2 separate regions of the Homo sapiens genome follow, and region 1 is linked to region 2. Evidence: chromatin loops called from intact Hi-C (ENCODE). Cell type or tissue: PC-9. All regions are shown on one strand. Each heading gives the region's core, and the rest is flanking DNA. Links, peaks and the distances in the headings are about the cores only. Region 1 has its middle 370 kb from the start of LINC00924. Region 2 has its middle 440 kb from the start of LINC00924.

What was found. Hi-C counts contacts between places; a loop is a spot of excess contacts. Peaks named below come from ENCODE experiments on the same cell type or tissue, not always from the same donor. Only the 100,000 strongest peaks of a DNase experiment are listed, where the experiment ranks them.
Region 1: it touches region 2 in a loop (10-fold over the local background); 2 of 110 quality-filtered maps call a loop at or near these places.

What each region holds. Positions count from the first base shown.
Region 1 is chr15:95,798,731-95,801,655 of GRCh38, reverse strand. No RefSeq gene overlaps it. Among named protein-coding and RNA genes, the nearest start is that of LINC00924, 370 kb to the right of the region's middle. In PC-9, for the core only: no CTCF peak of the experiment used is centred there; DNase peaks (open chromatin) are centred at 1,685 and 2,185; H3K27ac peaks cover 1,583 bases.
Region 2 is chr15:95,871,403-95,874,327 of GRCh38, reverse strand. No RefSeq gene overlaps it. Among named protein-coding and RNA genes, the nearest start is that of LINC00924, 440 kb to the right of the region's middle. In PC-9, for the core only: no CTCF peak of the experiment used is centred there; a DNase peak (open chromatin) is centred at 1,657; H3K27ac peaks cover 2,007 bases.

The DNA of each region.
Region 1 (2,925 bases), core at 253-2,752, 73 kb after region 2:
AGTAGAAAGAACCCAAATGTCCGTCAACAGGTGAATGGATAAAATATGATATATCCATACAATCGTATGCTATTCTGCCAGAAAAAAGAATAAAGTACTTATATGTACAACAACATGGATGAACCTCAAAAACACTATGCTAAGGAAGCCAGACACACAATACTGCTTATTATATGAGTTCATATATATGAAGCATCCAGAAAGGCAAATCTGTGGAGACAGAGAATCTATTAGTGTTTGCCACAGGATGGAGGTTGGAGGAGGGAATGGGAAGTTACTGCTAATGGACACAAAAAATCTTTTTGGACTGATGGAAATGTTCTAAAATTGGATTGTGATAATGGCTGCACACACTTTAAATTTACTTTAAAAAACCAGTGACTTGTATACTCAAAATAAATGAGTTTTATAATATGTAAAATATCCTTCAGTGAAAGCATTGAATGAATAAACAAATAAGGAAACAAATAGAGAAGTAAAATGTGGATGTGCAAAAAGCAGTCAGGAGGCCACTGTGATAGCCTAGGTAAAATGTGAAGTTTGAGTCCAGGGTGGTGGCCTGGATGTAGAGAAGGAAATAAGTTTGAGAAATATTTAGGAATTAAAGTCAACAGGAACTGGAAACAGACTGGACATGGGAACTTCGGTTTGCCCGCTCTCCTCTAGAAATGCTAAACTGCTGTGAGTATTTGAACGCTCCATGCTCCTTCTCATCTTTCTGTCTGTGTGTATTACTGTGTTCCCTGGGAGTGGCTTTCACACCGTCATCAACCTGATGCACACCTGATTCCATTAGAGACTCAAATCTAGTATCATCTCCCCTTTAGAACCTTCCCTGACCCACCCTACCACTATTGGGTTCCCACAGCACCTCCTGTGCTTTTCTATATTTGCATTTTATTGTACACCGTTGTTTACATGACTATCACTTCACCTTCATTGCTGCTGTCAAACACCTGATACTTAGGTCTTCACTTCCATCATAGCATCCCAGCTAGACATGGCCAACTGATCACAGCACTCTCCTGCTGAGCACTGAGCATACCGTAGATACCACGGTACTCAGGATGCCTCTCAAAACAGTGCCACAGACAGCCTCTTGTAACGAATTGGCTTTGATACATCCATAAAGTCTGCTTCTGACTGTGATGTTCTTGATGCCATGTATATCTTACGTGTCCTCTGCACCATGTACAGAAAATGGATACAATAAATGGATAAAAACCTTTTCAGGAAGATGCTTCCAAATATTTCTGTACTTGATATGCAATGCAAGTTATTCCTACCTACTATATATTTTGTATGGCAATGGCTTCTGATTTTTACCCTCAGATAGCAAAAAAATTGCCGAATATCATACTTTTTTCCATATTTTCTTCTAAATCCTGTGTTTTGTTAAGTGTAGGCACAGTCTATAGTCTTCCATCATAAACTACCAGACTACAGTGATGGGCCTTGGGCTTTATACAGTAGTTTTTATATTTTAGACATTATGTCTTTGAGGGCTAAAGCTTCCTAAGTCGGGCATCAAGATAATGATTTAGTGATTTATTCCTTTGAACCAGCTACTTTGGTGACTCATTTTTCTCCCTAACCCATGCTATTATACACTAATCCATGCATAACTTCCCTTTAATACAGATGACACAGACTGTTTACTTAGGATGGTTTTGCAATATGCACACTAACAAAGACTTTGTGAGCAGGAAGAATACCAGTTATTCAACCAAGTTTAAGAAAACAGCTGAGTGGTAGAGCAGCTTAGCAGGGTGTTAAACATCCATTAATAATGGCATGGTGACAAACTTGAAGGTTTTGATTGTAGTTCACATAAGCACTCCAAATTCAAGGCTCAGCCCACTGTATTTCTGGGTTTCTGTTAGCGAAAACTTGACCTGAACATACAGGATGTCCAACTACAAGAATGTTATAAGGCAGATATTTTCACAGTAGCTTCTATGATACTACTATGGCGTAATACATATTACACATTAGGTAGAAATATAAGACACTTTCATTCTTCTCATTTCTTGCACAAGACATCAAGTGCAGAAAAATTATCAGGGTGAACTGTTTGATAAGGCAAAGAATGAGGTGATGCCTTAAGATAAATGTCTCTATGACTGACACAAAAGTCGAGTTTGGACAATTGAATGGTGTAAGCGTCACTCAGAAAATTGACTCATCCGCAGCAACACTGGGCAAATGAGGTTGCAGGTAGATGCACTAGAATAGAGTAACTTTTTTTTTTGAGACGGAGTTTTGGAGTTTTGCTCTTGTTGCCCAGGCTGGAGTGCAATGGCGTGATGTCAGCTCACAGTAACCTCTGCCTCCCGGGTTCAAGCGATTCGCCTGCTTCATCCTCCCGAGTAGCTGGGATTACAGGCATGCACCACCATGCCTAGCTACTTTGGTATTTTTAGTAGAGACGGGGTTGATCGGGCTGGTCTCAAACTCCCGACTTCAGGTGATCTGCCCGCCTCGGCCTCCCAAAATGCTGGGATTACAGGCATGAGCCACTGCTCCTGGCAGAGTAACCCTTATTTTATCTTCCTTTTTCTGGTATCTTTCTAAATCCTTCCCAGCCCTTCTCCACTTTGCATAGCTAATCATGCTGCATGAAAGCTGTCTGTCCTTCCTCTAAAACACATTTGCACCCCTTAGCTTAATCCAAGGCAAAAGTCCTTCAGGAAGCCTTCATGTCTGGCCTGGGAGATGGGTTTCTACAAGTCCTGAGACTTCCCTTCTGCACTTCTTTCCTTCTCCTGTTCTAGCATGTATGTATCTTAAATTATTAAAATTACTTGCTTACTTGTCAAATTTCCCCAATAAGACTGTAAGCTCAAAACGCTGGTATTATGCCTACCCTTCCTCCTTTGAGACACCTCGCTAACACACTACCTGCATTTAAGTAGCTGTTTCATA
Region 2 (2,925 bases), core at 190-2,689:
TTGGCTGTACTTGAGATTTCTCAAATATTGCCAATTTCTTTTCAAATGTTCTTGTTTCATCACCACCAGAAAAAGTGTTTCCTTGTACATTTCACTTAATTTTAAGCCCGAGTGTATATTAAGAAAATTTGACCCATATGTTCCTGATTTATTTACACTTAACTCATTGAACTCTTCTTTTATTACTATTTTTAACATTTTTGGTGTCCAAAATACCCAGTGAATTTTTTTTTTTAAACCATCCTTAAGCCCTTATTTCATTTTATTTGCATAAAAATGTCTAATTTGAGCTGAAAGGAAATGGAATTTGAGCTTAAATTTCTCAATTTGGGTTTGAAATTGAATTCATCAGTTTCCTGTGGGGGTTTGCAACAGAAGCAGAAAAACTATGTTTTTTTCACCTCAAGGTAGGCTTTTCTTAATGGGTAATTTCACCTTGTTGATAGGATCTAATGGAGAAACATAGATTAACCACTGGGTGTAAGTATTCATTTCATAGCAATGTGAACGGTGGGCTGGAATTGTGGAATAGCTGAAGCTGTCAAAAACCCTTACAAGGATATCCAGGATCCAATTAACTTCCTCACTCTCTCTACATTTGACCCAGAAAGAAGGAGTATATATTCAGGAAGGGGACTAGCCTTCTAGAAGGTGGGTCAGAGGTGAGCCAAATATAAGTGACACTGAGAGACTCCGGAGAAATTCACAGAAGATTCACACCTGGGCATACTGTGTTCACCCCAACCCTGACCATGGAGCACGGGGAAACGTGCCTTTGGGGTTCTGACCAAGGTAACCCTCTTGACAGCAAGAAGAAAGGTATTTGTAACTCTCTGTATTTGGCATTGCCATTGCAACAAGTCCCAAAGGAAAAACACAACCATATTTTCCCTGTTCAATTTCTCTATTTGGGAAAGGTTTACAATCCAGACCTGAAATGTAGGTTGTAATTACATACAGCATAGATCTAGATTGCATCTTCATAGGCCAAGTAAAAGAATATTGAACAATAATCCCAATTTTGCCACATAGAGTAAGCAAAATCACTCAACAGCCTTGAGTTTTCCTTTGCCGCCTGTAAATTGCTTGTGATTATTTCTCCCCACAGCCTCATATTGTAACGCTGAGAACTAGACAAATTAAGGTTCAGATTATAGTTTTTTTCTTATCAAGAGCCTCGGTTTGGGAAATTCTTCCTCTGGAGGTAGGTAGATACATCTACTTTGACATGTTACCAAGATTAAATGAGTTAATCTATAGTTATTAATTCAATGTCTGGCACAAGTAAGGACTCAGTACACGTGACTACCATATTTATTCAATTCTAGTATTTTCTCACATTTTAACAATCTTGAAAGCAGACTGTGCCCTACCATAGAAGGTATCTTATAATCATGGCTTTCCAGGTGGCAGTTGTGGTCTAATTGCCTCAGCTTGCAGATGTGTAAACATCAAAATCTTCAGCCTCAAAACTAGCAGAATGATTGTTAATGACTTGGAAAAAAATGTCAGAAACTATAGTGAGCTCCCTTCTAATTATTAGAAACCAAATAGGTAGGGAGAGAGAGTAGGGTGAGATGACAAATCAAGCATGCTTAGCAACATTCCTGAAGTGGGAGTCAAGAGCAGGCTGCGTCTTCATTACTGCAGAGCTGGCCTGGGAGTCCAGCACTGGTGGTGCATAGTTATTTTCTTAAAAGAGTTCATCACCATCTCCCTTTATGGCATTGAGATAGGTATTCGGCAGGCCTGGTTTCACAATATACAGGTCACAAAGACTCTGCTGATAAAACAGGATGCAGTAAAGAAGTGGCCAAACCTGCCAAAACCAAGATGGTGATGACAGCCACCGCTGGTTGTTCTCTTTGCTCATTATGTGCTAATTATAATACATTAGGATATGAAAGGAAACTGGCACCAGTGTAATGACAGCTTACAAATGCCATGGCAACATCTGTAATGAGAGGTGAAGCCAGCTGGACTTCCTGGGTAGAGTGGGGACTTGGAGAACTTTTCTGTCTTACAAGAGGATTGTAAAACGCACCAGTCAGCGCTCTGTAAAATGGACCAATCAGCAGGACATGGGCGGGGACAAAGCCAGGGAATAAAAGAAGCTGGCCACTCCCCCCTCCCCACAGCCAGCAGCGCAACCTGCCCGGGTCTACTTCCACACCGTAGAAGTTTTGTTCTTTTGCTCTTCACAACAAATCTTAACTGCTGCTCACTCTTTGGGTCCACACCACCTTTAAGAGCTGTAACACTCACTGCAAGGGTCTGTGGCTTCATTCTTGAAGTCAGCGAGACCACGAACCCACTGGAAGGAGCCAACTCCGGACACAGTAAGTTACCCTATATGGTCTGAAAGGGAGAGGAACTCTCAGTTCCCAGAATTCCCAGCTCCGTTCCTGGAAAACTTACAAATAATTCACCCTTTGTTTAGCATACGATCAAGAAATAACCATAAAAATAGCCAGCAGCCCTTGGGGCTGTCTGCTATGGAGTGGCCACCCTTGTATTCCTTTAATCTATTAAACTTGTCTTCACTTTACTCTGTGGGCTCCTGCTTGAATTTCTTCCCGTGCAAAGCCAAGAACCCGTGTGGCTTCCTGGGCTGAACCCCAGTTTTGGCATTTGCCCTGTGACGGCATAGAGTGCAATACTGGAAGTGAAGACTCCGACACTGACATCAATGATTTGGAGTAAATAAGTGATTCAGTACAGTCATGCTCTGAATGTAAAAAAGTATTAGGAATTTCTTAAGTCATTTATTTTGCATATATAGGCAAGCACACACACACACATATACATACACAAGAATGATAGATGACAGAAATACTCGGGTCTTATAAGAGCCTTCTCAAGTATAACATAAGCATTCTAAGTGGTAAGAAAGTGTATTTCCATAGTTTCATTGGCAGTGGTTTT